Regions from separate parts of the Mus musculus genome. Here region 1 is linked to region 2. Evidence: chromatin loops called from intact Hi-C (ENCODE). Cell type or tissue: left cerebral cortex. All regions are shown on one strand. Each heading gives the region's core, and the rest is flanking DNA. Links, peaks and the distances in the headings are about the cores only. Region 1 holds the start of D5Ertd615e (DNA segment, Chr 5, ERATO Doi 615, expressed). Region 2 overlaps Cd38 (CD38 antigen).

The links. Peaks named below come from ENCODE experiments on the same cell type or tissue, not always from the same donor. Only the 100,000 strongest peaks of a DNase experiment are listed, where the experiment ranks them.
Region 1: it touches region 2 in a loop (3-fold over the local background); 3 of 42 quality-filtered maps call a loop at or near these places.

What each region holds. Positions count from the first base shown.
Region 1 is chr5:45,417,663-45,432,859 of GRCm38, reverse strand. It overlaps D5Ertd615e (DNA segment, Chr 5, ERATO Doi 615, expressed), which reads left to right and starts at 8,460. Exons shown (of 6, transcript NR_131933.1): 1 at 8,460-8,624. In left cerebral cortex, for the core only: a CTCF peak has its summit at 8,370 (motif pointing right); a DNase peak (open chromatin) is centred at 8,387.
Region 2 is chr5:43,884,982-43,900,178 of GRCm38, reverse strand. The region is part of intron 1 of Cd38 (CD38 antigen); the gene reads right to left. Among named protein-coding and RNA genes, the nearest start is that of Gm16015, 17 kb to the left of the region's middle. In left cerebral cortex, for the core only: CTCF peaks have their summits at 5,926 (motif pointing left) and 7,623 (motif pointing left); DNase peaks (open chromatin) are centred at 5,917 and 7,606.

The DNA.
Region 1 (15,197 bases), core at 4,092-12,091, 1.5 Mb before region 2:
GAAATCCTAGAGGCAGGGTAACTATAAAGAGACAAGGTTTATGCTGCTAACATTTCAAGAGGTTCAAGGGCTCTATACTGGCTGGTTTTATGTGTCAACTTGACACAAGCTGAAGTTATTGAAGAGAAAGGAGCCTCCCTTGAGCAAATGCCTCCATGAGACCCAGTTGTAAGGTATTTTCTCAATTAGTGATCAAGGGTGGAAGGGCCCATCATGGGTGGTGCCATCCCTGGGCTGGTAGTCTTGGGTCTATAAGAAAGCAAACTGAACAAGCCAGTAAGTAATATCTCTCCATGGCCTCTGCATCAGCTCCTGCTTCCTGCCCTGCTTGCGTTCCAGTCCTGACTTCCTTTGGTGATTAACGGCAGTGTGGAAGTGTAAGCTGAATAAACCATTTCCTTCCCAACTTCTTGATCATGATGTTTTGTGTAGGAATAGAAACCCTGACCAAGACAAATTGGTACCAGCATAGTGGGATATTCCTAAGACAGGCTCTCATGAGCTGTGGGGTTAAGCTCCAGCATGTCAACAGATAGGAGACACAAATCATATCCAAATTATAGCAGACTGGGTTCTATCTCTACTTCCTTCTAACCTTTATTCCACCCTAATCCCCTACAACTGCCCCAGCACTAGGTAGGAGAGAAAGATGATTAGAGGAAAAGAGGGTGTAGGCCTCTTTTAGCCAACAAAATAGACTATTTTCTAATGATCAGGTGTGTTGGGTTCCTTGAGGCAAGCATAATCTTTTTTTTTTTTTTTTCCTTTTGGTTTTTCGAGACAGGGTTTCTCTGTGTAGCTCTGGCTGTCCTGGAACTCACTCTGTAGTCCAGGCTGGCCTCGAACTCAGAAATCTGCCTGCCTCTGCCTCCCGAGTGCTGGGATTAAAGGCGTGCACCACCAATTTCTATTCAAGCGGCAACAACAGCAAGGAGGAACAGCAGCTTCCTAGAGCTACCCCCTGAGGCGCTCTCATTTGTATCCTTTCCAGAGTTCCCAGAATTAAATTATATGCAGCTGGGAAAGATCACACCTCTGCTAGTGCAGGAAGCAAATCACAGTCACCTGATGGGAAGCAGCCTCTTATCCTACTCCTGGGATTAAAACAAGAACTGTATTCACAGAACAGAACTGGGCTTTTAAAGCAACCAAAACTCATTACAAACATGTCAAGGAGAGGTGGATGATGGTGTTAAACGCTGCTGAGAAGGCTATTGAGAGCTGGAAATTAGCTACTGACAACTTCCATTGGGATCTTGAGGGGAAGCTTCAGGACAGTATCAGGTTTGAGAAGACAAGTGAGCCTTATATGAGTAGAGGAATTGGTGTACAGACACCTTTAACTCCTACTGGATGGGGTCTGTGAACTTAGTCCTTGCATATAATCTAGACGTGTCTACCAGGCTTCGTTTCTGCGTTGTTCCTAGGTAGGCTCTACTGCTAAAGTTTATTGAGGAGTCGATACAATACATGGGCTTTGGATTCTGGTTTATTGAACTTTCAGGTTCCGTCAGCCTGTCTGGAGTGTGTCTCCCCTAGGTGCTCATTTTCAGCCAGATTGTTCTCAAAATGGGTTTTGCTAGCTGGGAGGTCAGCCTGTGAGTTTCTGGAAGCCCAGCTTTTTCACAGCTTCTGGGAATGGTCAGAGCTGCATGGCATGGCTGTAGACTGCTAACGAAGTGCCTGTTGTGGTCTGTTAAGTAAGCAATTGAGATTGAGTCTAACTCACCCACAGCAGTGGGGTGGAGAACTAGGTAGTCTGAGGAAGGGGTTCTGCGTTGGCATTCAGTTATTCCACTTATTTCTGTATAAGCCTGAGACTCTGCATGTTTCAGTAATAGGGTAAGGTCAAAATCATCTCCAAGGATGAAACAAATGTAGGCTAATGGTCTGGCATACTCACGCGCTCAGAATGTTGTGCCTTTCATGAGATAGTGTGTATCAACAGCTCATTGTGTGTGTGTGTTTGTGAGTGTGTATGTGTGTGGTGTGTGCATGCATGCACATACACATGTGTGTGTGTGAGTACACATGTATGAGCTGGTATGTGAGCATGTGTGTGCACATATGGAAGCCAGAGATCAACCTCAGGTATTATTCTAACATCTAGGACCTGGGCTTCGCTCATAGGGATAGATTAGCTGGCAAGTGAGCCCAGGATCCACCTGTCTTCACCTCCCAGCCCTGAGATCACAGCTGTGCACCATTGTGTCCAGCTTTTCACGTGGTGCTGGGGGTTGAACCCAGCTCCTCTTGCTTGCTTTATTGACAGCTATCACTGGTCTTTACATTTTTATTCATGTTTTTAGGTAGCATACAAAGCAATGCATTTCATGACATTTATGTACATGAATGTCATTGCACCTTGCTCAGTCGCCCACCACTCTCCCTGGTTCCCTTCAAATAGTACCCTTCTATCTTCATGCCATGTGCATGTATATTATATATATGCACGTGTTGGGAGACCCTATTATTAAGGTAGCAGTCCACCATGTCTGGATAGCTCTATGAACTCTGCTTTCCTTCTCTACTGACCTTATCTGGACCCCGCATAGAGCTTCCTGCAAACGCTGCATGGATCAGCACATAAGTCCCACTCAGCCTTTCCCAATAATGATAATTGAGAACTGTGTTATGATCAATAATTAACCCTTCCCACCTATAACTCTCCAACCCCTTATATACTCTACCCCGGAGTAGAGCTGTCTGACTGAGGCTGTCTCTCTGGAGGTCCTTACATCATACTTAGAGCTGTTTGAACTCTGCTTGCCACTTCTGGTCCCTTTGCCTTTGTGAGTGAGTGGTCAGTGACCCCTGAGAAGGGAGACCCATACACATGTTTTATATGTGCATATATATATATATATGTATATATATATATATATATATATATATATATATATATATATATAAATCAATCTATATTCTGCATATAAGAGAAATTTTACCTTAACCTCTTGTCCCCTCTTCTTAGATCCCTTCCTCCTTTTGTAATACCTCTTTCCTTTGATATGACATATATATTTATGCCTATATTTATTTCCCCATATGAAAGAAAATATTTGTTCTTTTAGTCCCTGTTTATTAATTTTTCCCTAACTTTCATTATTTCTTTGCATATACTGCTTTGAGTTTTGCTTGTTCTCGATTATATAAAACCATGAGGTATACCATTGAGTTATTTATTTTTATTTTTAATGTAACCACAGCTATAAGCTTTCTTTATGGAGCTACCTTTGCTTTCAGTGACTCAGTTTTTTTTTTTAATTAGATATTTTCTTTATTTACATTTCAAATGCTATCCAGAAAGTTCCCTATACCCTTTCCACTCCCTGCTCCCCTACCCACCCACTCCCACTTCTTGGCCCTGGCGTTCCCCTGTACTGGGGCATATAAAGTTTGCAAGACCAACGGGCCTCTCTTCCCAGTGATGGCCGACTAGGCCATCTTCTGCTACATATGTAGCTAGAGATATGAGCTCTGGGGGTACTGGTTAGTTTAGTGACTCAGTTTTATTTCCAAATAACATCTCATATGGATATATCACGTCCACTTTTTAGTTGGTTGACATTTGAGTCCCTGTAGCCTTTTGCCCATTATGAAGTGTGCTGCTATGAATATTCATGTGAAAATTTATTTGTATGTTTTCATTTTTCTTGCATCATCTGAGCTAATAATTCCAGTATATGGTAGGTAAGAACCAGTCACTAGGACAAAGGCTGGTAATGGACGTATCCTATGTCATAAATTACTGAAATCTTAGGAACAACCCCGAAGACCCTCAGTCGGATGCTGTTAAATACCCACCACATTAATATTTCTCTAACATTTACCTGTTATAGGATCGACTTTATGGGTATTCTGCAGTCTTCACAGATTCAGGAAGGGACCTTCTGTTTCTCTGTCTGTTTTGCTGAGGAGAGCAAAGAATGGAGAATTACTGTCTCCCTCCCAACCCCCAGTCCTAGAAAAGAGAGAATCTTGCCCACATCACACAGCTACATCACATAGCAACAGCCAGCCGGGCTTTCAGGGCACTGCACTCTTATCAGACTGCAAGTAAGTAGTGCACTTAACTAGCACAACTCTGTTAAAAATATACATGATGGTGCTATTAAGGATCTGTTTGAGATAATTCTTAGTGATGTAAGAAAGTCCTCATCACACATGTCATGTAGGTGACGTCATTCCAATCACACTAAAACATTCTGTCATCATGAAGATTTCACCATTACTGAAATCATTGCTGTCCTGTCATGGCTAGTGGGTCAGGGTGTGGCTGGCTATGTTCTGAGTAATGGTGAATCTATATAATAACTGTTAATAGATTCAGTGAAATACTGAGTAGCATAGATAGAAAAGGCTAGATGAAAAATGCAAACATCAACATGAGCTAGGGACCCTGGTCATAGGAAGTCTTATTTTAGAATTATTAATTTTTTAACCTTTTATTGATTCTTTGTGAATTTCATTCATATCATGTATCCCAGTCCTGCTCATCTCCCCATCCCCTCATACCCACTCCCCCCACAAGCACACACACACACACACACACACACACACACAGCATATAAAAACATGTCATCATGGAAGCTGTAGTATGTCACAGTGTGTCCCACAGTATGTTCCTCTGTCCACACATCTTCGCTTACAAATGTTCATTGCAACGAGTCAAGGTTTTTGGCTTCTGTGACATCATCAATATTGGATCCGCACTGGGACTCCTGGCTATCCGGTTGTTGCCCCGTGTAGTAGAGATGCAGAAACCTTTGGATCAGCAAGACTAGCCCTTTCACGCATCCCAACTCTTCATAGATGATACAGCTTTGGGGTAGTTCAACTCAGAGCCCTGCATCTGGGGCTGGGTTGTACCCAAGGTAGTCAGCTTTTGGGCTCTCCCTTATCCACAACACCAGGGCATGTTCTCCAGCACGGCCCCAGCTAGGTTACCCAATACTGGCAGAGTCAGTTCTAGAATTATTAATTTTTTTTAGTGTGTGTGTGTTTATCTGTCTGTCTATCAGAGTATATATTAAGTGAGTTCAGTGCCTTCAGGGGCCAGAAGAAGGCTCCAGATCCCCCAGGAGCCAGTGTTACAGAAGGGTGTGAGCAACTTGATGTGGATTCTGGGAATCGAACTTGAGTTCTCTGGAAAAGTCCCAAGTGCTCTTACCTGATGAGCCATCTCTCCCACTCCTGTGGAGGTTCCCTAAGTTTAGACACAAGTTGATCCCCAGTACTGTCTTCTGTTGGAGAAATATGATTTATTCAGTTTCTCCTCATTTAATTATTTGTCCTCAGTTATGTATTGTTCATTTTTCTTGCTGGCTGATGAACAATAGCAGACCTTATTTATCTGCACCCTGATGTTAATGAATACTGACTTATTGATTGACACTTTCTTTTACTTGTGAGTCTCAGGAGTGACAATGCCTGGTGACTACTGTGGGTCATGGTGTACTGAGGAGTCACTGTTCTAACTCCTCACCATTTACTCCATCCTCACGATGACCCTATTGAATAGGCATTGTTAGCTCCCATTTTACAGATGAGAAAACAGGTGCAATGAGGTACGACTATATATATGAATGACTGGTAAAACCTGCCCTACTAGGACAGTTTCACCTTCTCTCATTAGCCTTTCTGGGGTTTGTCCTTTGAGGAATCCTTTGGACTGTGGGACATCAAAGTGCTTTAAATCCACACATAAGTTTAAACAGCTGACAGGCAGCTCTACTGCTGTCTGCTGATCCAGGTGCTGGGGGACTCATCACAACCTAGGTTAAGGGCCAGGCTCTACTGCCCAGCACTGACCCAACTTGATAGTGGGATGTGTTGGCCCCCTGCCTCCCCTGCCTCCCTGTTTCTTTTCCTGGGTTTCCTGCCCTCAGACCTTCTATCTCAATTCAGTTCGCCTGCAACCTTTATCTTTCCTGTTCCTCTTTGGAGGGTGGTGGCAATGTAAACTATCTTAAAACTCTACAACTGTCTTTGTTAAGTTTGCTAATATTGAATTCCTGTCTCATCAGACTGCAAGATCTTGTCAGCAGAGAGTGCTTCATCAGTCATGTGGTGGTTCATAGCTGTTTAGTCTAGAAAGAGAGAGATCATGGGTCTGTAAATGACCCACAGGCTAGGCACTGGAGGCTCATGGTCTCCCTAATGAGCTTTCTGTTTAATCTCCTTGAATCTACAATAACCCTAGATAGCAGAACCTATTTCACACATGAGGAAGAAGGTAAGAGAGGTTAGGCTGCAGAGTCACATGGCTTTGGGAAGGAAGTACATCAATTTTGAGCTCTAGACTGATTCCCAAGAATCTTCTGTTGAATTACCAAGGAACCATGGACAAGTCTTCTGGGAGAATACAGGCTTGAGGGAATGCAGAAAGAGGAGGAAGACTCAGGTGGCAAAGACCACATCATAAAATGCACTTAGCTAGTAGTTTTATCTTGTAGTTTACAGGGCACACTGGACCACTGAAACCAAGTCCTTCAATGGAGGAATGGATTCAGAAAATTGCTACGCACACTCCAGTGAAGTTTGCTTGGCAGGCCGAGAGGCCTGGAAGCACTCATGAGGCAAAGAGTTTCACAGAAACTCACCTCCTGGAGCTTTGGCGTTCTCATTAACCCGTATACTCATACCCTATCCCCGTGTTAGTCTGGTGTATAGATCCACGTGCTCTCTTTTAGTATTATTTTATTATAAGTGCTTTTAAAGATTGAATTCTGACATAGTTAAGCCTTTGCCAGTGTTCCAATGTCCTAGAAAATGCTTGAAGCTGAGCTTGGAATCCGGTATGAATGCAGTAAGGAAGTTACCTATTCAGTAACTAATTAAGCATTACAAAAGACAGAACCAGCAGCTCAGAGCTGGTCTGCAGAGTATTTACTAAGGACAGTAGCAAATCTCACCCAAACAAGGGAATGCCATGAAAGAGCCAGGGAATCCCACTGAGATAGAAATCTTTAGTACTGGCTACATTGCATATTAGAAGCAAGTTGGTGAATTCTGACAAATGGAGATTCTCCACAGATACTTAAAAGTTACACTCACACAAGAAATTATCAGGGCCCAGGATAGGGGGGTTGTGGTATTGCAGTATTCATGAGGAGGTCTGCTAAAGTAGAACCCCTGGAGGTGGGCTTAACAATAGACTAGCTTTACACCTGGCTCCCTTCTCAGTGGCAGTGACCTGGTCCCTGCCTTCTTTTGATGTATACATTCATTTTGTATTATGTCACTGTAACTTGGTGGATTGTATCTCGTCTGGTTTCTTGCTATTCTTCTGTATAAAAAGTTTGATGCTTGACTTGACAAATTACATTCAGATTCTACACAATCTCCTGTGTTGATCTGTCTGTCATTCGCCAACTCCTTGCCCATCTGCACCCAGAGGGTCTGCGGCAGAAAATGTGGCACATTTACACAGTAGAGTACTACTCAGCTATTAAAAACAATGACTTCATGAAACTCTTAGGCAAATGGATAGAACTAGAAAATATCCTGAGTGAGGTAACCCAGTCACAAAAGGACACACATGGTATGCACCCACTGATAAGTGGATATTAGCCCAAAAGCTTGAAATACCCAAAATACAATTCACAGACCACATGCAGCTCAAGAAGAAGGAAGACCAAAGTGTTGATGCTTCGCTCCTCCTTAGAAGGGGGAACAAAATACTCACAGGAGGAAATATGGAGACAATGTGTGAAGGAAAAGCCATCCAGAGACTGCCCCACCTGGGAATCCATCCCACATACAGTTACCAAACCCAGACACTATTGTGGATGCCAAGAAGTGCTTGCTGACAGGAGCTTGATATAGCTGTCTCCTGAGAGGCTCTGCCAGAGCCTGACAAATACAGAGGTGAATGCTCAGAGCCAACCATTGGACTGAGCACCGGGTCTCCAATGGAGGAGTTAGAGAAGGGACCGAAAGAGCTGAAGAGGTTTGCAACCCCATAGGAAGAACAACAGTATCAATCAACTAGATCTCCCCAGAGCTCCCAGAGACTAAACCACCAACCAAAGAGTACACATGGAGGGACCCATGGCTCTAGCTGCATATGTAGCAGAGGATGGCCTTGTCAGGTATCAATAAGAGAAGAGGCCCTTGGTCCTGTGAAGTCTCAATGGCCCTGTGTAGGGGAATGCCAGGGCAGGGAGGCAGGCAGGAGTGGGTGGGTGGGTGGGGAACACCCTCATAGAAGCAGGGGGAGGTGGGGGCAGGGGTTTTTCTAGGGCAGAGAACTGGGAAAGGGGATAACATTTGAAATGTAAATAAAGAAAATATCCAATAAAAAGGAGAAGAAAAAAAGAAAAGAAAAGAAAAGAGCATTTTGAAGGCAGTATGCAGTTTGAAACAATTCCACAAGGGGGCAGGCGTCGGCAACAGATGCACATAGGTGCTGGGCAACTCCGTAAGGAACAAGGCTCCTTAGACTCAGACTCTGTGCAGACATAGGATGACAAGCCACCTGCCAGTGCTGGAGACCACTGCTGTGCATGCTGCCGCCTTCTTGTTCATGTACCTCCCCCTCCCTCATCCTTCATGTTTACTTCTTTCACCGAAATGAAAATTGGTTGACTACAGAGCAGACACTTCCTAAACCTCTCAAGGTAGGTGCTTCTAAATGAGCTGTTCACAGCCTGTGGGTGGCAGCCCATTCGGGGTTGCACATTAGGTATCCTGCACAACAGATATTTACACTATGATTCATAACAACAGAAAAATTACAATTGTGAAGTAGCAACGAAAATAATTTTATGGCTGGGGTCACCACAACAGGAGGATTTGTATTCAAGGGTCACAGCCACTGCTCTAAGCCATCGCTCGAGCAGGCCCTTAAAGTCCCTGAAAGAGAAACACAACACAGCACAGACAACGGGAGTAGCCTCCATGTTAGCACATATCTTAGCCCCAGGGAAAGACCTGGTCCCCTACTATTTGTATCAGCACCCCTGGTATAGGTTCTGTCACTCTCCATACTTAGAAAATGGTAAGTGACCCTAGCTTAGGCCCACTTAACATTTATTGAGTACTTACTATGTGTCAAGCTTGTGTCCACCCTGAGATTCTCGAGAAAAAAAAATTCAGTTCCACAATTTTGAACCAAATTTAAAGCAAGCTTTAATTAAATGCTGGCCAGGTAGAGGACTCTGGCCAGGTCTACTCCTGGGTTCCCAGGGAATGGCCACAAGTTACATTTTTCAAGGACTTAAAAAGGCAAAACCCACAATTCATTGCATTTCCCATTAGTTCCAAACCAGGGGCTAACATATATCCTGACATATTTTCCTGCCTATGTGACTTCTGCCTACATCCAATCAAATACATCTGGTATAAAAAAAATTAAGTAAACTTGTTCAGGGGAGTCAAAATGCATGGCTTGTTAATTCCCAAGAACTACAGCTTCCAGTATTCCAGAAAGTTATCTTGACCTTGCATAAGTGGGGCCTACAGGTAAACTCCGACTCTTACACTTGGTACTGGGAAATCTAGCAGAAATCTCTCCTCTACCTTCTCCTCTCTTCCCCTCCCCCTCCCCATCTTCCCCTCTATCTCCTATTTTATCATATGTGTAAGGACGCTTTGTGAAGTAATATCATACACTTAGATTCCAGGAATCAGGCCCCTTACATATTGGGGGCCTTATTTTATCTTACAGTAGACATGGATGAATATACAGGGACACCTCCAAGTAAAGGTTAGCAAATACTGCCTTATGTCACAGCTGCCTCCTTAAAGGCCTTTTTGGGACTCTGCACTCTTTTGGGACCTTTGTGGATAAGGTTTAGGCAGAGGAAGACTTCAGTATCTGAAAGTGAAATCACTTACTAGTAAGTGTAGGCCATGTCATGAGATCCCCTTTCGGGGAACTGGTGACCTGGAGTTAAACCTGGAAGTTAAGGGTGCAAAGAGCTGATCTGTCCACACGAAGGTTTGAGAAGACTTAGAGTAATGGCTGCACTCAGCTTTGCTGAGGTGGATCAAGGCTGTGCACACTTGGCATGCTCATGATTTATCCGGAGGGTTTCATTTTTGCCATGCAACTTTTCTGTTATTTGGAAATTTGTGTGTGTGTGTTCACGCACAGGCACATCATATGTGCTTCAAAGAAATGACGGACTCCTGCTGGCTAAAATTTTTCTTCCTGCTCCCCTCCTCTCCCCGGTTAAGGGAAGGCTGATTTCTCTATCTGTATCTTGAGTGACAGAGAGGAGCACCCATGGTGATAAGTGACACAGACACAGGCAAGCTGGAGAGCAAACCTGAGCCAAACATCGGGGGAGCCTGGGTCTTCCTCTCACTTTAACCCAGGAGTCCTTACCGTGACCCTTGGATCCACAAACACTATACATTGGCCTTGAAAGAGCCAGCTAGAATTCCAGTCAACTCTGCGTGGCTCCAAGGGAGTTCTGGAATTTGCAACACGTATGCTGGTGCCTGCTTCGGATCTGCTAATCTCAAGTCTTGCCAGGACTTCAGCATTGTATCAAGTTGATCCTTCAGGGTCAAGCTGGATAATTGTTCCCTGATGGTGGTTTGGTGTGGAGAATAGCTCTTGATGGGGTATCAAAGATCAACAAAACCAGACACTGAAGTGTTAAGGATGGATTCAGTCAGCAACAGGCTAGCATAATGGGTGAAAAACGGAACTTCATGCAGAGCTGGCTAGATATTTTCAAGGAAGGATGAAGGGGGAGGGGAATAGAGGGGGAGGGGCAGGAGAGTCTGGACAGTGACAGTTTATGAAGTGTGGGATGGAGGACTTGGTCTCTGTGCAACCTATCTAGGTTTGCTAACTGACACTTAATGAGGTCAGGCCCCTCCCTTTCACAGAGCGTGGGAGATGAGCCCTATCTTCAGAGACTCTTCCAAAAGGCAGCACACTCTTTTGGAAGCTTCTAGTTTCCTCTGGCAGGCACTGTAAGATGGCCGAGGGTGATATAGCCTTGAACTGTTAGGAACTATGGAAGTGAATTTTTTTTTTTCTCAAGTCTTTTTGTGCCAAGCTTGATAAACAGTCTGGAAAGAGTTCAGAACTTGGTTAAAATGTAGTTAGGGAGAGAATCTTGGTCAAGAGTATCTTCTATGCCATGACCAAGAGTGTTCCTTAGTATACCATTATGTCATGGTGGTACCAGGAGGCTTTGACATTAAGGTATCACTGCCAAGAAAAATACCCAAATCTATCTATCTATCTATCTATCTATCTATCTATCTATCTATCTATCTATCTATCTATCTATCCGTCCATCCATCTATCATCATCTGTCATCTTCTATCATCTCTTTTTCTATCAATGTATTTACCATATACCTGTCATCTATCATCTATCTCTAATATCTAATCCATATCATCTATGAGTTGATCTATATCTATTGTCTATGCCTCAAATCTGCACCATTTGTTATCTTTTTATCATTATTTATCAGGTATGCATGTATATATAAATTTGTGTATATGAATATATAATTGTATGTGTGTATAATTGTGAATGTGCGTATGATTGCATGCATATATGTATGAATGTATGTGTGTGATTGTATACATGTACGTATTGAACTATCCCTTGAAGAGCTTCTCTGAGCCTCTAATATGTGCATTGTAAATCTCTAAGAGGGAGGTTTTTTTGAGGTCACTGTCTAAAGAAGCTGTGCCTAGCACTGAGCAAGTATCCAGTTGTGTGTGTGGCATGAGCTAGTTAGTAGATGTCATGGATGATTGACTTCAGGAGGCTAAAGCGAGAAAGATGATTTCCCCCAGTTTATACAGTTTAGTATAACCTCAGCTATGGCAATGGTTACATGTATAATTATAACATTTGGGGTAAGCAGGAAAAGACACCCAGAGACTTGCCGCCTCCTGCATGGCATAGTAGGCCAAGACACACAGAGGCCCACATGCCACCATACCATGCAGTGTGGGCAGGAAAAAACTTCTCAGAGACTCACCCACTGCCATGCCACATGGGCAGACTGTAGGCATACAGAGACCTGCTTGCTGCCCTGCTAGATAGTATGGGCAGAGGAGGTCACCCAGAGGCCTACTGTGTGGCCCGCTGGCAGCGGGATTACTACATATACACGTGGGAGAGAAAGAGAAGCAGAGATTGAGCGTTCTGTTTTGAATAGCCAGAGTTGCTACCTGTGGCTGTGATGAAGTCCCAGCCAGTGCTGAGGGCCGTGTTTGGGTCTGTGGTCAGGCAGTGGCAGGGGTTGGTCCGTGGTTCATATTATTACTAGAGACATGGAGGCATCCCTGGTGTGAGCAGCCTGAAACCACATGGATGTCCAAGGACTGTGCAGAACTGGCCCTGGCCCGCTCTGGTACATACAGTACAACACTTAGGAGAGCGGGCCCTGTCCCTTGCCTGAGCAGCACAGTAGAGCTGGCCTTGGTGGTGGGGTGGGGTGGTGGTGGGGTTGGGAGGGTATGAGGGCTGGGAGTATGTGAGTCAGCTCCTAGTTCAAGAAAGAGGGAGAGCTTTTCCCACCACGTGTCTACTGTGATATGGCATGGGCATGGAGTGATGCCCCCCCCCCCCCGCCCCGCCCCTGTGGCAGTTGGGAGAGCTGGCTCAGTGGTCATGAGAACAGAAGAGGTTACTCTGCTCCTCACTGGCTGCAGTACTAGGGAGAGTGGACCTTGCACGTTACCTGGGCAACACAGTGGAGCTGGCCTTGAAGGCAAGGGTGAGCCAGCCCTGAAGGCGTGAGAGAGTGGAGCTGGCCCTGCTTCTTGCTGGTTCCAGCACTCAGGAGAGTGGGGCCCACACCTTGACTGGGCAGCACAGTGGAGCTGGCTCTGGTGGGTGCAGGTGATCTGGACCCCAAGATCAAGAGAGCTGGAGAGCTGACCCTGCCCTCTGCCTGTAGGCGGCACTGTGGAGCTGGCTGCAGCAGTGCTGGAGAGCTTGCCCTGGTGCTGCAGATAAGGGAGAGGCCAGTGAACTGATCACCTCCATTACCACCCAGGTCCAGATCCAGGGCTCTGAGTTGGCCCGCCCTAAAATCTATCTCATTTGTGAACTGTTGGGACATGTGAAAGGGCCAGTCCTGCTGATCCAACGCTGCAGGATCTCCATGACACAGGGCAACAACAGGAAAACTGGAAGGAGTTGGATGAGGATCCACTAATGACAGCAGCTAGAGGCCTTGAACAAGACCAACGAATTTTTTGCAAGTAGAGATGTGTGGACAGAGGGATACACTGTGGGACACACTGTGATACACTACCGCTTCCACGAGATGTTTTCTATGCTTTGTTTTATTTCTTTATTTGGTTTTTATTTTCTTTTGTGAGGGAGGTTGCAAAGGCAGAGAGAGGGAAGATATGGGGGGCTGGGGAGATGAGTGAGACTGGGGTACATGATGTGAAACTCATAGAAAATCAATAAAAAGTAAAAAAAAAAATCTATAACATTTGGGGCTAGAGAGATGGCTCAGCAATTAAGAAGTCACATGCTCTTTCAAAGGACCACAGTTTGGTTCCCGTCACTCATGTTGGGCATTGTACAACTGCCTAAAACTCAGCTCCAGAGAGATCTCTGACCTCTCTGACCTCTGAGCACCTGTACTCATGTCATCACCCTCCACCCCATCACACAGATAGACATATAATTAGAAATAAGGTAACTATTTTAAGGGTGTAAGCATTCACTATGCGCATAACTACAGTTTATAAAGAACTATTGTGTTCCGGGGGTGATGCTAGGCTTTCTTCTCTTTGTAATTTTAGAAGAAACATAATGAGTCATTTCACAGATTCATGGGATGAGTGTGGGGGTCTCATTCAGTAGAAGTAATCGTCACAAAGCAGTCGTGATAGCCTGGGAAAGATGCCACCTAACTTGGTATCATATATGAAGGACCCAAATCCTGCTGAACCCCAAGCTACTTGAAAAGTATGTAATTAATGACAGTGAGATTTATAATTAGTCACCAGCAGTGTTCAGCTCTATGACATATGGCATTTGTTCTGGATGTAGGTCTTTCCTGTTTCAGGGAACTGTGGTGTCTTGTACGTCATTAGGTGAAAGCAGGCAACCAGGTTAAACTCTAATTAAATGTTACTGTTATTTGGGGAAAAAAAAAGAAACCTTATATTGATGTCTTACTGACTTGATCAGTGGATTAGAACATTTAGACATTATGGGCTGTCTAATGCATGTCTCACACTACCCAGAAAGCCTTCCTTGATTTTATAACAAAGTTGAAATAAAGAAAATTAATATGGAGAGGATGACAATATAGGGAAGGGATTCTGTTTTTCCTGGTTTTCTTTGACCCTCTATCAAGGCTTTGTGAGTGGCTAGGTACTTTCCTGAGCTGTGGGTTCCAAGCTGGAAGTCACATTCCTAGAGGACAAGACAGTTCAATGGTCAATGTGTCTTGTCTTCCTGTGTAGCATTCATGGATGGGTTGTCTGTGTAGGAAGTGAAATAGCCTTTCCTAAGTAGAATAGAACCTTGAGTCCAGAGAGCACATTGCTGAGTATGCTCTTGTTATATAGGAAAGTGAGCATAAGGCAGAATCTCCCATAAATCTAATGTTGTCGAGGCAGCATGACAAGGATTGAGAACCATAGAGGTTTAGTAACTGATTATGGACAGTTTCACCATGTGATTGACATTGTGCCTATGGGTGATTGCTGCCTTTAAGGCTTTTAGATCCCAGAAAAGGACCTACAATTGCACTGTGAGATAGATGAGAGTTCACCTCTCCAGTCCTCAGGTTTCTGTGTGACTTCTGGCAGGTTACTTCTCCTCTCCGTTTTTTACTTCCTTATCTCTAACCTGGAAGATTAGCCACTCCCTTCTGAGCTTATCAAAACCTAAAGATACCATATTTAAGTTCTAGCAGAGTACTCTGTATACCCAGCCCCGAGTATACCAGCTTCTTTTCTCCCACTTTCTATGTTTTAAGAGTAAATAATAACTTAGGGCCAGGAAGGAGATATATATATATATCTGGAGATAGGTTATAGTTGTCCTAGAAAAAAACAAAGATGCCACATGATGAAGGAATCCTATCCCTTCTCTCAGGGCTTGACTTTAAGCTACTCAGTAGACACCATTCTGGGTTTGGGAATGATCTCGGGACAATGGGATTGTCCTGGTTATCAAATTATAGTTACAAGTGAATACTACATTATTTCTTCTTTTAAAATATAGATTGCATGGATTT
Region 2 (15,197 bases), core at 3,689-11,688:
TCTACAGACAAAACAACTCTACATGTAAAATAAATATCAATCTTAGGAACATATAAAAAAAATAAATAAAAGAAAAAAAGAAAGACATTGAAAAAGTTTAAAAAATATTTTTGGAACATAGATAGCAACAAGAAATACCCTTCATCTGGAATCATATACCCAGGGGCAGTCAGTTCTTGACACCATCCTATTAGCTGTGTAAAATGTCCCTGTGAGATGAAAATTACCTGAGGCTGAGGCTCTGTGAAATTAAAATGACCCAAGCATCTAATAACATTAAGAAGAAAATAGGAAGACACCAGCGTTTTCTGTCTCATACTACACCTTGTATAAAAAAAGTCCTTAAGGTTCTTTAGTACCCCCAGTAAGGGCAATGTTTCAAAACAGCAAGTAGAGAGGACCGAATGTTCCCAACACAGAGAAGTCATGAGCACCTGAGGCGATAGAGCTGTCTGTCACTGTTCTTTATACAGTGTATACATAGGCCAAATGCCACATTGTACTCATAAATATGTCCAATTACTCTGTGTCAGACTAAAACTTTAAGTAGGTAGGGTTACTGCAGGTGGGCTTGGTAATGTTGGGCGGGATCATCAGTGGCATTCATACCTCCCACTTCCACCCCACCCCCACCCCCACCCCAGGCAGTTCTGACCCTAGTTCGGGTTGAGAATCAGGGGATACAAATGAAAATGTGAAAGGTTTGATGGGGTTTCTTTCCAGAGTCTAGACTGAGAAGCTTAAGTTCATCAGCACCTGCCTTTGAAAACGATGCCAGGAAACCATTAGGGCCCTCTCCTTCCGTACCGTTTACATACATAAAAAGGAAAAGTGATGACATCATGTACTTTAGTGTCAATCAAAATTTATAGAGTACCATCACAGGCAATTGAGAAAATAGACGTTTGGCGGCTTCCCGGCTTCCAGGGTTTATGTTTTCTTTCTGGTAATTAATGCAGTGGCCTTCTCAAGAACTCTCTGTTCTAAGTCCCAACCGTCATAAAAATCTCTACGTCTTTCCTTTGGAGCATCTGCAGGACTTGAAACAGAAGAAGATGGAAGAAGGAGAGAACATTTTCCACTTCTGGAAGCGTGGTGGGAAAGAGCAGTTATCCTGCCCTGAGACCCTGCCACACAGCAGACCTTCTCATCAGCAAACTCTTATTTAAGTGCTGAAACTCACGTCCTTCACAAATTATTTCTATGCTTCTCTTAGGTCTTATATTCCAGTACAAGAAGTAATAAAGATTCAAGATACCCACTGGAGGAGGGCTGTCTGCTCAGGAGAGGAGACTGGAGTAGTACTGCTGAACATGACTTGGAAGACTTGATTCTTGGAAGAGTTGGTAATTTGCAGAGAATAACAAAAACATCTTGCATACATTATAAGTACAGTTTTTAAAATTAAAAAAAAATTATTGGTCCTTTGTGAATTTCACACCATGCATTCCAAACCCACCCATTTTACCCTTCAGTCCGGCAGCCTCCCCCTACCCAAAAGTGAACAAAAAATAAAATGAATTAAATAAAAATCTTGCTGTGGAAGTTGCCGCCTGTCATGGCACATACCACAGTATACGCATTTGTCCACACATCTTTCCTTGCAAATGTTCATTGCAATAAGTCATTGATTGGTCTTTCCCAAAGCCTCTAGCTTTTGTCACATCATCAATATTGGACCCTCACTGGAACTCTTCTCAGTTATCCTGTTGTCACCCTGTGTCATGGAGTGCCCACAGCTCGGGATCTGCAGGACCAGCCTCTTCATTTGCTCCAGCAGTTCATAGATGGGGTGGATGTTCTGGTGGGCCAACTCAGACCCCTGGATCTGGGCCTAGGTGGAAACTGAGTTGGTCAGCTCACCAGCTCTCCCATACATGTACCACTGGGACCAACTCTCCTACTTTAACCAAGCCAGGGGCAGGTCCAGCTCTCCTGCTCACATGCCCTCTGGCCACTCACCCTTGCTCTCATTACCACGACCAGTTATACGGTGCTGCCCAGGGGAAGAGATGTGGGGATCTGAGTGCTGCATTTGGTGAGGGACACAGGGCCAGCTCTCCCACACTCATCCTACTGGGACCAGCTCTTCAGCATCCCCAGCACCAGAGCCAGCTCTCCCATGGTGCCTAGGCAAGAGGCAGAGCCAGCCTTGTATAGTGCTTGGACATCAACAGGGCCTTAAGTGGCAGCCCATGCCAGAGACATCCTCATGGTCTTTGGTGTTAACTCTGGCCACAGACATCAGCACAGACTCTGGCTGGAGCAGTGCCACAGAAGCAGACACGGCCCTTGGTAGCACCCGGGCTCAGACATCACCATGGCTCCTCATGTCTGCCTGTTTCTAACTGCTATCCAGTTCCACTTCTCTCTACAGTACATGATTTGCTCAGCTCCACCCTCCTCTCTTCTGTCTCTCCACTAAGTACTCTCTCTTCTCCCTCTTTCCCCTGTTCTTCACATATTCACTCAGGGGAGTAGCTCTGGGCACTTAGGTGTCTTTTTCCTGGCTGCTCCAGGAAATAATGTTTTGTTTTGTTCGTTTATTGTTGTTATTGTTGTTGTTGTTTTGTTTTCTAATACTTTTTAAATTTCTCTATGTATTTGAATTTTTTTTACCTTGTAACAAATTAAAAATAATGTTAAGATCTAACTTTTAGGGGCAAAGTTCTACAGTAAGACATTTAAAATATCCTTTCCTTTTTCCAGCTAAAACTTTTCTTTCTTTAAAGACAGTTGAGCATGCCAAGTGATACTGGTTACCATCTTTATGATTCAAGGTGAGCACCCCCAAAATTGTTCTCATCCACCACTGTAATCCTGCAAAAATATGCTTCACAATTTTTACCTAAGCATGCCTCAAAAGTGTCTACTATCTTTTCTTCTTGAGCCTGCTGCTTGCAGCAACTCTTTCTCTGATCTTATTTCTCAGCTGTGCTTGTCTTTAGTTTGCAATCATCAAGATGCAAACTCTACTTTGGTTATAATAACAGAATTTATGAGTTTTGGGACTATGACACCTAACAGTACTGGGTAGTTTTGTTTTGTTTTGTTTTGTTTTGTTTTGTTTTGTTTTGTTTTGTTTTGTTTTGTTTTGTTTTGTTTAGTACTAGGAACTAAATACAGTATCACACATGCTAGGCAAGTGCTCTACCACTGAGATGCACCTTCTGCTTGACTCTGTTTAAGTGTCCAGGTAAATAGTCAGGATGTTTGTAACTCATCCGTATTAACACCCCACCCCTCCTTTACCCAGTCCCTGGCTACCACAATTCTTTCTATTTCCTTCAATCTGATAGGCATCTCACAAACCTGGAATCTTTGTAAATGGCTAATTTTACTTAGCATGATGTTCCCAGCTATATTACATCTTAATTAGGGTCGCTCCTGCTATGATCAGGTTACATCATGACCAAAGCAGCTGATAGAAGAAAGCTTTTAATTGGGAGCTTGCTTAGGGTTTCAGAGGGAGAGTCTCAGAGGACAGAGAGCATCACGCTGGAGCAGTAACTAAGAATGCACATTCTAATCTGCAAGGAGCGGGTGGTGGGGGTGTGTTTGTGGGGGGGAGTCTGAGTCTGGCATGGACTTTTGAAACATTAAAACCCACTCCCAGGGACACGCCTCCAATAAGGCCACACTTCCCAGTCATTCCTAAATAGTTCAACTGGAAACCAAAAATTCACATATTTGAGCCTGTGGGGGTCATTCCCATTCAAACCTCCACGTATGTATTAAATTTCCTCCCTTTTAAAGGCTGAACAACATTTCACTGTATAACAGTATCGCTTTGTCTGACCATCAGTCAATGTGCATGTAGGCTGTCTCATTCCTCTGTTGCATATTTTCCAGGGGGGTTGCCATAAGTCTTACATGTCTAGGATGCTATCAAATAAACCGTTTCTGTCCTCGGTGTCCATCCCTCATCCTGAAGCCCAAGGATGTGAAAGGAAGGAGGACTACAGACCTTTTACAATGAACTTTTCTTTTCCAACTTTAAAATATGTCCTTGTTAAGTCACACACAAACCACAGAGGGATGCCAGGCCCAGACTTTGCCAGTAAGGTCAAGGAGAAAGGAAATGAAAGATCTCAAACAAAATGAAAAACAGATGGTGCACTCTACTAAGGTCCCTGAGTTCCCCCTTTCTTTCCTGCGTAAGGTGTATGCTTTTTAGATCAGAACAGAAGCTAAAGTCATCTGATTCTTTGTGTTGCCAGAAGAAAAAAGATTTCATTTTCTTTTCCCAGAATTCTTCACTTTGTTTGAATTTTCTGAACGTCATACTTTACAGATTTTGAATACATTTTCTGGAACTGATGCTATAAGTATAATATACTCAAGGGCATCCTGCTAAGTGCCTAGAGAAATAAGGTTTTGTTTGGTCCCTAGCATCCAGATGATAAGGAGACTGAGACAGTTCCCTGCTTTCGTTCTTTTCATCTCTCTCCAGAGTAAGAGAGCTGGTAGCAAAGCTAGTTGCCTTAGCTCCTCCTCCCCAGGACAGGAAATGGACAGGGGTTTTCGTGGAGATGCTGGGAGATGAAGGACAAACAGCTCTGGATTCAGAGAGCACAAACAATGTGACCTCATACCCGATCCTCATCTGAAGTCTCTTCAATTCACCACAAGCAGTTTGACACAACACCAACATCAGATAAAGCAATGGTAGATTGCAATGTGAATACAGACAAAAACAAAACAAAAAGAAATCACAAACATGAAGAAATGATGCCGAATCCTTCCTTGTACCTGGCTGATTGAAGTGATTGCTGCATCTTAACTATCCAAACCTAGGCCTTCATCTTGTTTCCAGCCCGGTAGAGAAAAATTTTTCAAGATTTCATATCAGAGAATTAGACTCATCCTGTTGATTCCATGACACTGTTCAAGTAAAGCCAGCTTCCTTGAACCTTCCCTTAAACTCTTAAAACCAAGCCAACTCCCCCCTCCACGAACCTTTGCTGTGAATGTTTCCTTCTTACAGAGAGCAACAAACCCAACCCACACAATTATAGGATGCTCCCAGTGGTCCTAGGTTATGCTCTAAAGCAGGTGGTTCTCAACCTTCCTAGTGCTGCGACCCTTTACGACCCTTTAATACAGTTTCTCGTGTTATGGTGATCCCCAACTATAAAATAATTTGTTGCTACTTCATAACTAATTTTGTTATTAATATGAATCATAATATAAATATCAAATATGCAGAACATCTGATATGGGACCTCTGTGAAAGGGTTGTTCCCCAGAAAAGGGATTGAGACCACAAGTTGAGAACCACTGGTCTAGACATTAATGAGCAATCTTGGGATACAAAAGAATCCAAAGGCCCATGACAATTGAGATGCCTTCATAAGTATGTGCATTGGACAGAAGTTTCATAAGAAGCCCCTCTTAGCCTCTTGACTTGCTGAAACAAAGACTTTCCTGGTGAAGAAGAATCTTAGTCTGAGGGCAGGTTTTTTCCTTGTTTTCCAAAATGGAGTCCTACAGTTTTTGGTATAGAGTAAGTTAGCCCACATGTCAAGACTAGAGGTCAACGCGTGCATCCTCTTTTCTACTCCTCTGCTCCTGCCAACAGAGCTTCACTTGTTCTGTTCCCACCACTCACTACCTCTCATGCCTTCCCTTTCCTCTGAGTTTTTCAAGGTTGGCTGACTCCAGGTGAGCAAAGGCAGAAAACAGCAACAGAGGAAAGGTCAGACAGTTGTGACCGTGCCATAATGTTCCTGTGAGTGGAACACTGCCCAAGATACCAATGACTCATGCTCACATCAAAAGCTCACACCAGCCAGCAGAGGACTCTATGTCTCTTACTTAGAAGTAAAGAAGCTCAGAGCAGCTTAGCCTTGTCCAAGGCCAACTAGCTAGCTCCAGAACTGCCTTGCAGGCCAGATGTTGTTGTCTTTGCTAGACAATGTTGCCCCCTACAGGAAAATCCAAACTTTGCACCTATGTTTCTAATAGAGTTGCTTCTAGAAGAAAAAAAAGTGATTCATATGATTCTAGGTCTCAGGAGATGTTCAAGATTAGTACTGAACGGTCATGCCTAGATGCTAGAATAATATCATCAGGGAAGGAAAAGGTAAGGTCTTGTAATGAGGGGAAACATATATATGATTGTTAAATCCAGTTGTTATTATTATTAAATTTTCTCTCATATATTATATCCCCTCTCTCCTCTTCTTCCAGGCCTTTCCACCACCCCCTTCCACTTCTCCTCCATTTCCCTTCAGAAGAGAGCAGGCCTCCCAGAGACATCAACCAAACATGGCATATCAAGTTACAATAAGACTAAGGACCTCTCCTCAAATTAAGGCTGGATGAGGTGACCCAGTGGGAGGAAAAGGGTCCCCAAAGCTTGCAAAAAAAAAAAAAAGTCATAGACAAGTCCTGCTCCCACTGCTAGGAGTCCCACAAGAAGATCAGGCTATATAACCATAACTATATGCCAAGGGCCTAGGTTAGACCCATGCAGGCTCCCTGATCACTGGTTCAGTCTCTGTGAGCTCCTACTGGCCCAGGTTAGTTGATTCTGTTAGTTTTGTGGTGTCCTTGTCCCCTCGGACTCTTACAATCTTCCTCCCCCTCTTCTACAGGATTCCCTGAGCTCTGCCTAATGTTAGGTTGTGAGCCTCTGCATCTGTTTCCATAGCTACTTACTGGATGGAGCCTCTCTCCTTCATACAAGTATAGCAGAATATCATAGAATATCATTTTTTGCTTTTTTCCTGGTTATGTCTGTCTCTTGGTCATCCAGCCTTCGGGTTTTGGCCCTCTAGGCAGTGTCAGGGCTGGGCTCCCTCTCATGGCATAGGTCTGAAGCTAGACCAATCATTGGTTGGCCACTTCTACAATTTCTGTGCCACCTCTACCCAACACATCTTGTAGGCAAGAATTGTAGGTCAAATGCTGGGTTGGTGGTCCAATCTCTCCACTGGAAGTCTTGCCTGGTTACAGGAGATGATTGATTCAGGTTCCATATCTTCCCTTATTAGAAGTCTAGGGTCACTCTTGTAGATTTGTGGGAGTTTCCATTGTACTATGTTTCTATCTCACCCCCCCCCAAATGCACCCCAATTTCAGTTGTCTCTCCAGGTTCCCTCTCCCTTCATCTTCACCCTGACCTAATCCTGTTCCCATACTTACCCATCTCCAGCTCACCTTTGATATCTATTCTATTTCTCCTTCCCAGGGAGATTCATGAGTCACCCCTTGAGCCCTCCTTATTACTTAGCCTCTCTAGTTTTGTGGATTGTAGCATGATTATTCTTTATTTTACAACTATGTACAAGCCAGTACATACTATATATGTCTTTCTGGGTCTGTAAACCCAGTTTTTATATTGACAGCTTTCACTGGGTTTTAGAATGTCACTGCCACCACTCCCATAAGAACCACATTTCTACCTTTATAATGTGCCACTCCTGTGGAAGGCTCCCAAACCCTAAATTTTACCATTCCTTCAACACATCTGGCTCTTAAGATAAGGATTCACAGTCTATGAACTTTCCAGCTAGCTGGTCTACCAGGTCAAGCTGTCTCTGCAGGGACTAGCTTGAGTCTTGAATTTGAGGCCACTACAGCCTATATTTAAAGTAGAGACTGCCACCTTGTGGGAGAAATGGGTGATCAGTGAGATGCAAAGAAGCGATGAGGATTTTCTAAGCAGGGTCTTTATATAAGAAAATTCTTGAGGTTGAAGGTGTCCCTAGAAAGAGCTAAATCACAAATTTGAAAAACAGTAAGAGAGGGGAAAGGGGGGCAGGATCAGGTGTGGGAGAAGAGGGGGGAGATGTACAGAGGGTCTGGAAATTGAACAAAGGTGTGTAGCAATGGGAGATAGGAAACTAGGCGTAACCAACAGAAAGTCCCAGACACCATGAAAGCAAGAGGCTCCCAGGACCTGACAGGGAAGATATTAGCTGAAATACCCAACAAAGGGGAGAGAGAACCTGTAGAGACCATATCAAGAGGTGAGGAATGGCCCCTGGTTGACAGATGGGGCCACCTACCCTTCTCAAAAATTTTAACCCAGAATTGCCCTTGTCTAAAGGAAATACAGGGACAAAGAGTGGAGCAGAGATAGAAGGAAAGGCCACCAAGAGACTGCCCCACCTGGGGATCCATCCCATATGCAGCCCCCAAACCCAGACACTATTGCTGATGCTTGCTGACAGGAACCTGATATAGCTGTCTCCTGAGAGGCTCTGCCAGAGCCTTCCCAATGCTTGCAGCCAACTGAGCACAGGTTCCCCAGTGAAGGAGTTAGGGGAAGGACGGAAGGAGCTGAAGGGTTTGCAACACCATAGGAAGAGCAACAATACCAGCTAACCAGATCCCCCAGAGCTTCCAGGGACTAAACCACCAACCAAAGAGTACACCTGGGGGGACCCAGAGCTCTACCTGCATATGTAGCAGAGGATGGTCTTATCTGGCATCAATAGGAGGAGAGGCCTTTGGTCCTATGAAACCTTGATGCTCCAGCAAAGGGGAATGCTAGGGCAGTGAGGCAGGAGTGGGTTGGTGGGTTGGGAGTACCCTCATAGAAGCAGGAGGGAGAGGTGGTTTAGAGAGGAAAAAAGGAAGAGGGATAACATTTGAAATGTAAATAAATAAAATAACTAATAAAAATTTTTTAAAAAGAAAAAGAAAAACGTTTAGTTAAATTCTACCATGTGTTAGGTGCAGAGGGTAAAACTGAGAACAAGAAAAAAAACCTATGAAAGTTGTGGAACATACTAGAATATTACAATTTTGTGTGAAAATAGGGAGAAATGGCTAGGATAAGAGCTTTAGGGGTGGACAGCAAATGGTATTTAACAGTATATAAGGTGGGGACATTAGATGACATTGAACAAAGAATTGAAGGGAGACAGAGCCTTAGAGTAGTAACTTCCAATGGAGTAATGTTCTGGATAGAAGGCCCTAGCATCTGATGTGTTAACAAGAAACCATTTGGCTGGAGCAAAGCAAGTGAGAAGGAGATGATGGAAACAAAGAAAGAAAGGCAAATTTGACCTTCACCATGGACTTTTATCTATTGTGGCATTAGAGGCAACAGAACACTTTGTGCACAGGAAATAGGAGATATCAGAATGCCCTTCTTTGCAGGCTGTACTCTGAAGGAAGTAGGGACAAAAGCAGGTAGATCAGTATTCATGACACAAAGATCCGACTTTGAGCCATGGAGGAGGAAGGGAAGATATAAGTCAAGATAGGAAAAAAGTAGCCAAGAATGGTGGTGTACACCTTTAATCCTGTAAGGTGTGCCTGGTCTACAGAGCAAGTTCCGGGACAGCCAGGGCTACACAGAGAAACCCTGTCTTGAAAAATGAAGAAAGAGAGGAAAGAGGAGGAAGAAGAAGGAAGAAGAAGAGGATGGAGGAAGGGGAGGAGGAGGAGGAAGAAAGAGGAAGGAGGAGCAAAGAGAAGAAGGAGGAAGAGGAGGAGGAAGGAAAGAAGGACGGAGAGGAAGAAGGCAGAGGGGAGAAAAGAAAAAATAAGAAAAGGCGATAGATTCTGAGTTCACTGTGGATTTCTAGTGGACTGAGTATGTGTGAATATATGGTGTTAGAGAAATTATAGAGTCAGTAACTAGAAGGATGAATAGGCCATCAACTGGAAAAGCGCTTCCAGCAGAAGTCACCTTGACCATGGGTTCCATTTAGAATAGGGACTTGAAATGCCTGTAAGACACCCAAAGGAAGTAACAGAATAGGGTTGTGACAAGGACAAAGGAGAGATGGTGATGAGCTCATTAGAAGTACTGGAAGATGAAACATGGACAACAGCACAAAGCAAAAAGGAGGGTTGTGACAAATGCTAAGTGAACACAACATGTTACACTGAAGGAAGTGCTCTACAGTGACAGATCCTCCTGGTTCCCCAAGGAAGAGAAAGACTGAGACAAGACCTTTGAAGTATTGGGAAGGAAGTTGTGCCAAGATCTGCATGCTTTCCACATGTAATGGCATGGGTAGGGAGGATCTGCTTTTCTTCCATTTATGTCAAATACTGTAGCTTGAAAAAATTCATTTGGGAGAACACTGCCTTCACTTAAATATAGTACAAATATGCAATGGAGGAAGCGGCAGGTCCAAATCCATCTTCTGTGCCCTCGTTTTTCTTGGCCAGTTCAACGCTTAGCATGTTTTCCTTTAGGATAATAACCAAGCTTCCTTATCAGCCCTCAGTTTGGTTGGAAAATTTCCCAAAAGTGTACATCAGAAGCATCAAAAAGTTGAGGTTTAGCAATTCTGTGTCAGTCATTTGTAATCTCTTCAAATTCCTGTGTTCTCCAAAACCTATTTATCATTTTCCCTTAAAAATTCCCAATGTCACGAATGCAAATTTATAGAATACACTGATACTGCACCAGTACAGTATAACTTGATCTGATCTATGTGGAAGAGATCACATCCTGAGAAACAAGTCCAGAAAAAGTCTCTTTTCTCTTTTTTTCTTGCTTTTGAGGCAAGCTTTCATGTAGCCCAGGCTGGCTGTAAACTTAGGCAGCTGAGGACAGTTTTGAACTTCTGATTCTCCTGTCTCAGTCTCCCAAATTTTGGGATTCCACCACATCAAGTTTTATGAGGTGCTAAAGATCAACCCTCAGCTTAGCACATATTAGGCAAGCATTCTACAGACACAGCTACATGCCAACCCTGAGTCTTGTTCTTTTTATAACTTCACTTCAGGAACTAACCCTTGGTAGGAGATGGGCACTCTTCTGTGTATCGTATCCTAATGGCTTTGTTCTTTTCCACCAGGCCCTGTCTCCTAAAGGTTTTCCAATCACTATGTCACCACAATGAGGGCTAAGCTTTGAGGACAAGCTCTTGGGCAATATACTCAAACCATGTCTATCCCTTCCAAAAAATTATTCTTTAAAACTATATCCTTACCTTTCAAATTATCTCCAGCACTATTCAAAACAGTTTTGTGGTTTCTCCAAAAGTCAGGCATCCATCTGCCATTTAGTCCAGTTCTTTATTTCTGGATAACCCCCGCCTTTCCAAATGAAACTATATGACCATATATTAATTTATACATTAATGTCCAGAGTACCTTCATTCATCATATTCAAAATGTGAATATAAGCCAAATGTCCATCAACCAGTAAATGGATAAACAAATTATCATATACAGACACAGTTGACTTAGTAATAAAAAGAAACCAACTTTTATAATAAATTAGGTATGTATGTGTGTGTGCATATGCAAGGGTGGCATATGGGTGTGTGAAGTGTATACCCATACCCATGTGCTGATGAGTGCACTTTTGTACATACACAGAGGTGTCCCACTCTGTCACTCTGTACTTTATTCCTTTGAGACAGGATCTCTCACTGAACTAGATAGAGCTAAGCTTTTGACCAGCAAACCTCAGTGAACCCCAGATTCTACTCCCCTCAGCTCCGGTATGGGTACATGCAACTGTAGGGCAAGTGGGCCGTGCCAGCAGAAGGGCGTAAGAACTGGTGCGGTGGGGTGTGCTTACACCCCGCGATGCTCCGAGATCTGAGACAGCGGGAGCAGAGCTGCTTCCTCCATGTCTCGGAACCTGCTCTGGAATACATAATCACAACACCTATCTGAGAGGAAGATGGGCAGTCAGTCACATAACGCAGCACCAGGAGTCCTTCCCCATGCAATGAGAGCATCACCAACGTCTCAAACTGAGCCAATAGGAAACATTTACGCCCACCTCTCAAATCCTGTCCCACTCCCCCAAGCTTCTTATAGTCCCTCTCCACATGGAAGAAAATGCACAAGTTATTTTCCCCGAGGATCATCTGAGACTGGCTGTCTTTACTGAGCTGTAACACTTGGGAAGAGCTCTCTCTCCAGAAGCATTCATCATATTATTGGATCTTGGACTGGCATCTAGGCTCTCGCTGCCCACAGAGGCTTACATCAGCACTCCTGCCGCTTTCAAGGGCTCTCTGCCCCTGCTACCTGCCCCACACAGACTGCCGTACGGCTTTACCCTCTTTTAAGGAGCTGTAATACTCCCGGCATTCCAGAGCAGAGTCCTGTGGAACCTATTTGTCCCACGCTCTGTTTCCCACTCCTCGGTCTGACTTCTGATGGACAGCAGATCACAAGCAACCACATCTACCTTCTTACATGGGAACTGGAATCGGAACTTAAATGGACAGTGGAAGTGGCATTACTAACCCTAGGTTAAGGTCAAATATTCAATAAATAGCATTCATGTTGCTGATTACACAGCTGAGGGTGGGGATAAAATCATTTTCCTAGTTTCACCATACGCAGGGACGCATTCCAGATAGTTAAAAGACTTGGCTATGAAAAGTAGTAGTTACAGCTTTTAAACCCCTTCTTTTCATAATGTCATATATATACATACATTCCCAAGCAAGGCACAAAGGCACACACATAAGAGAAAATATAAATTTCAATGACATTTAGATTCTCAGGATAAAGGGTTCCATAAAGTCAAGAATGAAGGCACAGATTGAGAGAACATGCTTGTAACCATATTATTGACAAGAGAATAGGAAGTTGAACATATAAACAAAAAAGACTGTTCAGTAGTAAGACGGGCAAAGCAGAAGAAGTCATAATGACCAGTGAATGGATAGAAGATGATCAGCTGGCCTAAGCGATCAGGGAAATGGAGCCAAAGCCAGTGTCACCGGTCCAGAGAGCACTCGGAGAGATCGTGCAAGGAGACTGGACTCTGCAGGTGTGGAGAGTACATTTCAGTGCTGTGTCCACATGTGACATGCCCAGCACAGCTGGCCCTAACCAAACAAATGTCTTCACCCCTCTTCTCTGTTTGGATAACATGTCTCCACAGAAGATCTCAGAATATCAAACACTTCTTGAACCACCTCCTTACGCCTCGGGTTAGCCATGCAGGCCACTTCCGGCCAACGAAATTTAAGGAGAATGCAGAAGAGTGAAGAAAGGATTCCTGGAAAGACATTGTTATGGAATGAGAGGAGTCCCAAAATGAATGCCAGTCCTCCTGATCTTTTTTACTCGAGATGTGATTATGTGAGCACACAGTGGTTAGAATTGCTGCAGCCATTTTTTGACAAAGGCTTGAGGATAAAAGATGCCCCAGGAGATGAAAGACTAGAAACAAAGAGCCTGACTCTCACTGATCCGCTAAGCTAACCCTGAAGTCACCACACTTCTGGGTATCTCATTATATAGATATTATACATCTCTCACTTAAAGTCTTTTTTTGAGCTCTATTGAATATAGCTCCAAAACATTTAATTGGCATACCCAGTGTGGTGGGTTGAACTGCGTCCTCACCAAGATGTTCAAACCTTACCCCACTATCTCTGATTGTATTCTTATTTGGAAATAAGATATTCACAGAATATTTCTCTCTCTCTCTCTCTCTCTCTCTCTCTCTCCCTCCCTCTCTCTCTTTATATATACCTGTTGAGCACATTTAGTGTGGCTTGGGACTAAATTATTTCAGTAATGACCATTTTGTATTAGGTAATCAATTAGGGGGCTCATTCAAGGGTGAGGTGAATTCATCCAAAGAGGCTGTCAATTGGAGATGAATATTAGAGGAAGATCATGGTAGTGGGAAAGGAGGAAAGGAAAGAAAGTGATGTAATTATACTTTAGCTTGAAAATTTTTTACACTGCTAAAACCCATCTTTGTAGATGATCGACTTTATATGAAGTCATTGAGACAGTTCCACATTCCATATGGCTGAGAGACTGAGGCTGAGGAGACGGCTCAGTGGGTAAAGTGCATGCTGTCAGCTTGAGGACCTGAGTTCAAGTCCTCAGCATTCACGTAAAAGTTAGGCACAGCTGAATGTGGGGAGCAGAGATGAAGCCCACAGCCCTCAGCGGCCAGCCAGTCTAGCCAAAATCCCAGGTTCAGTGAGAGCCCTTGCTTCACAATAAAATGAAGAGCAAGAGAGAAAGACAACCAGTGTTGTTCTCTGGCCATATAGACACAAACGCCCTCTCGAGCACATGCACACACACATACGGACACGAGCACAAACAGACACACACAATACATACACAGACATTCACAGGTACATGCACATACATATGCATACACACACAGAGAGACGGAGACAGAGACAGAGACAGAGACAGAAAGGAAAAGTTGGCTATAAAGACAAACATGTATGTACAGAGAGAATACAATATATAATATGAAGACTAACAGAACTCCTTGAACCCATGCAAGAATGTCTAAAGATCCCAAGAGCTGGTAAAAGGGCATGGAACAGAGTTCCTCACAGCCTCCAGAAGTCACCCCTGCAGCCATCTTCACTTTTGACTCCCAGAATTCAGGACTGCCAGGAAGTACATTTCTATTGTTGAAGCGGTGTTTAGTAAGTGTCTGTTTTAGTTTTAGCAAACTAAGAAGCCAGTGGAAGCAACTGTGGTACATTCTATGGCTCATATTTGTACATAGATAAATGCCATCCAGACTGTAAGATATACTTCACCAGGAAAAAAAACAAAAGGCAGAATAGTTAATTCCACAGAGTGAAAGTGTGCAAGGAGCACAAATTAAGAACAGCTGGAGCCAGTACTTTCTCTTACCAGAGTGCTGAACAGCAAGACAGGGGCCCCTGAAAGAGGCAGGGTGTGAGGAGACAGGAATCCTCCCTGTGTTGAGAAGAGAACAGCCCCGTGAAGAGAAATAGGGCTTTGGGTTTTTCAAAATAAAAAATAATATATGTTTTAACTTAGCAAATTTGCTCTTAGAATTCTAATACACACACACACACACACTTTATCTTAAGCATTACTTAGGAAATATTGCAAATATGAAAACACCACAAATGTCCCTGGGTGTGAATCTAGAGGACAGTAAATGTATTAACTGTGGGTCCATTGACTGTGAAAGTGAGACCCAGCTGTGCTCATCGAAGCAACCACTGTTAACTGGGGAGGAATAGGGAAGTGAGAAAAGACGTTGAAAACAAGATCATATGCTGCCTTGTGCTGGGAACCCTTCTAGAAAGCTGTGAGAGAAACAAAGGGCAGGATTACTCTCTGAGAAAAGGGGAAAGAAGTTAAGGGAGGTGTTTTTTGTAACCATTTTTCTGTAACTGGCTACTTCTTTAAACACAGAAAGAAAGCTGTGACACAGATGGCAGATTTCTCTCTATTGTATTATTGAACAATAAGAGATGCCCCTAACGTTCAGGGACATCTCACTGTGCTTT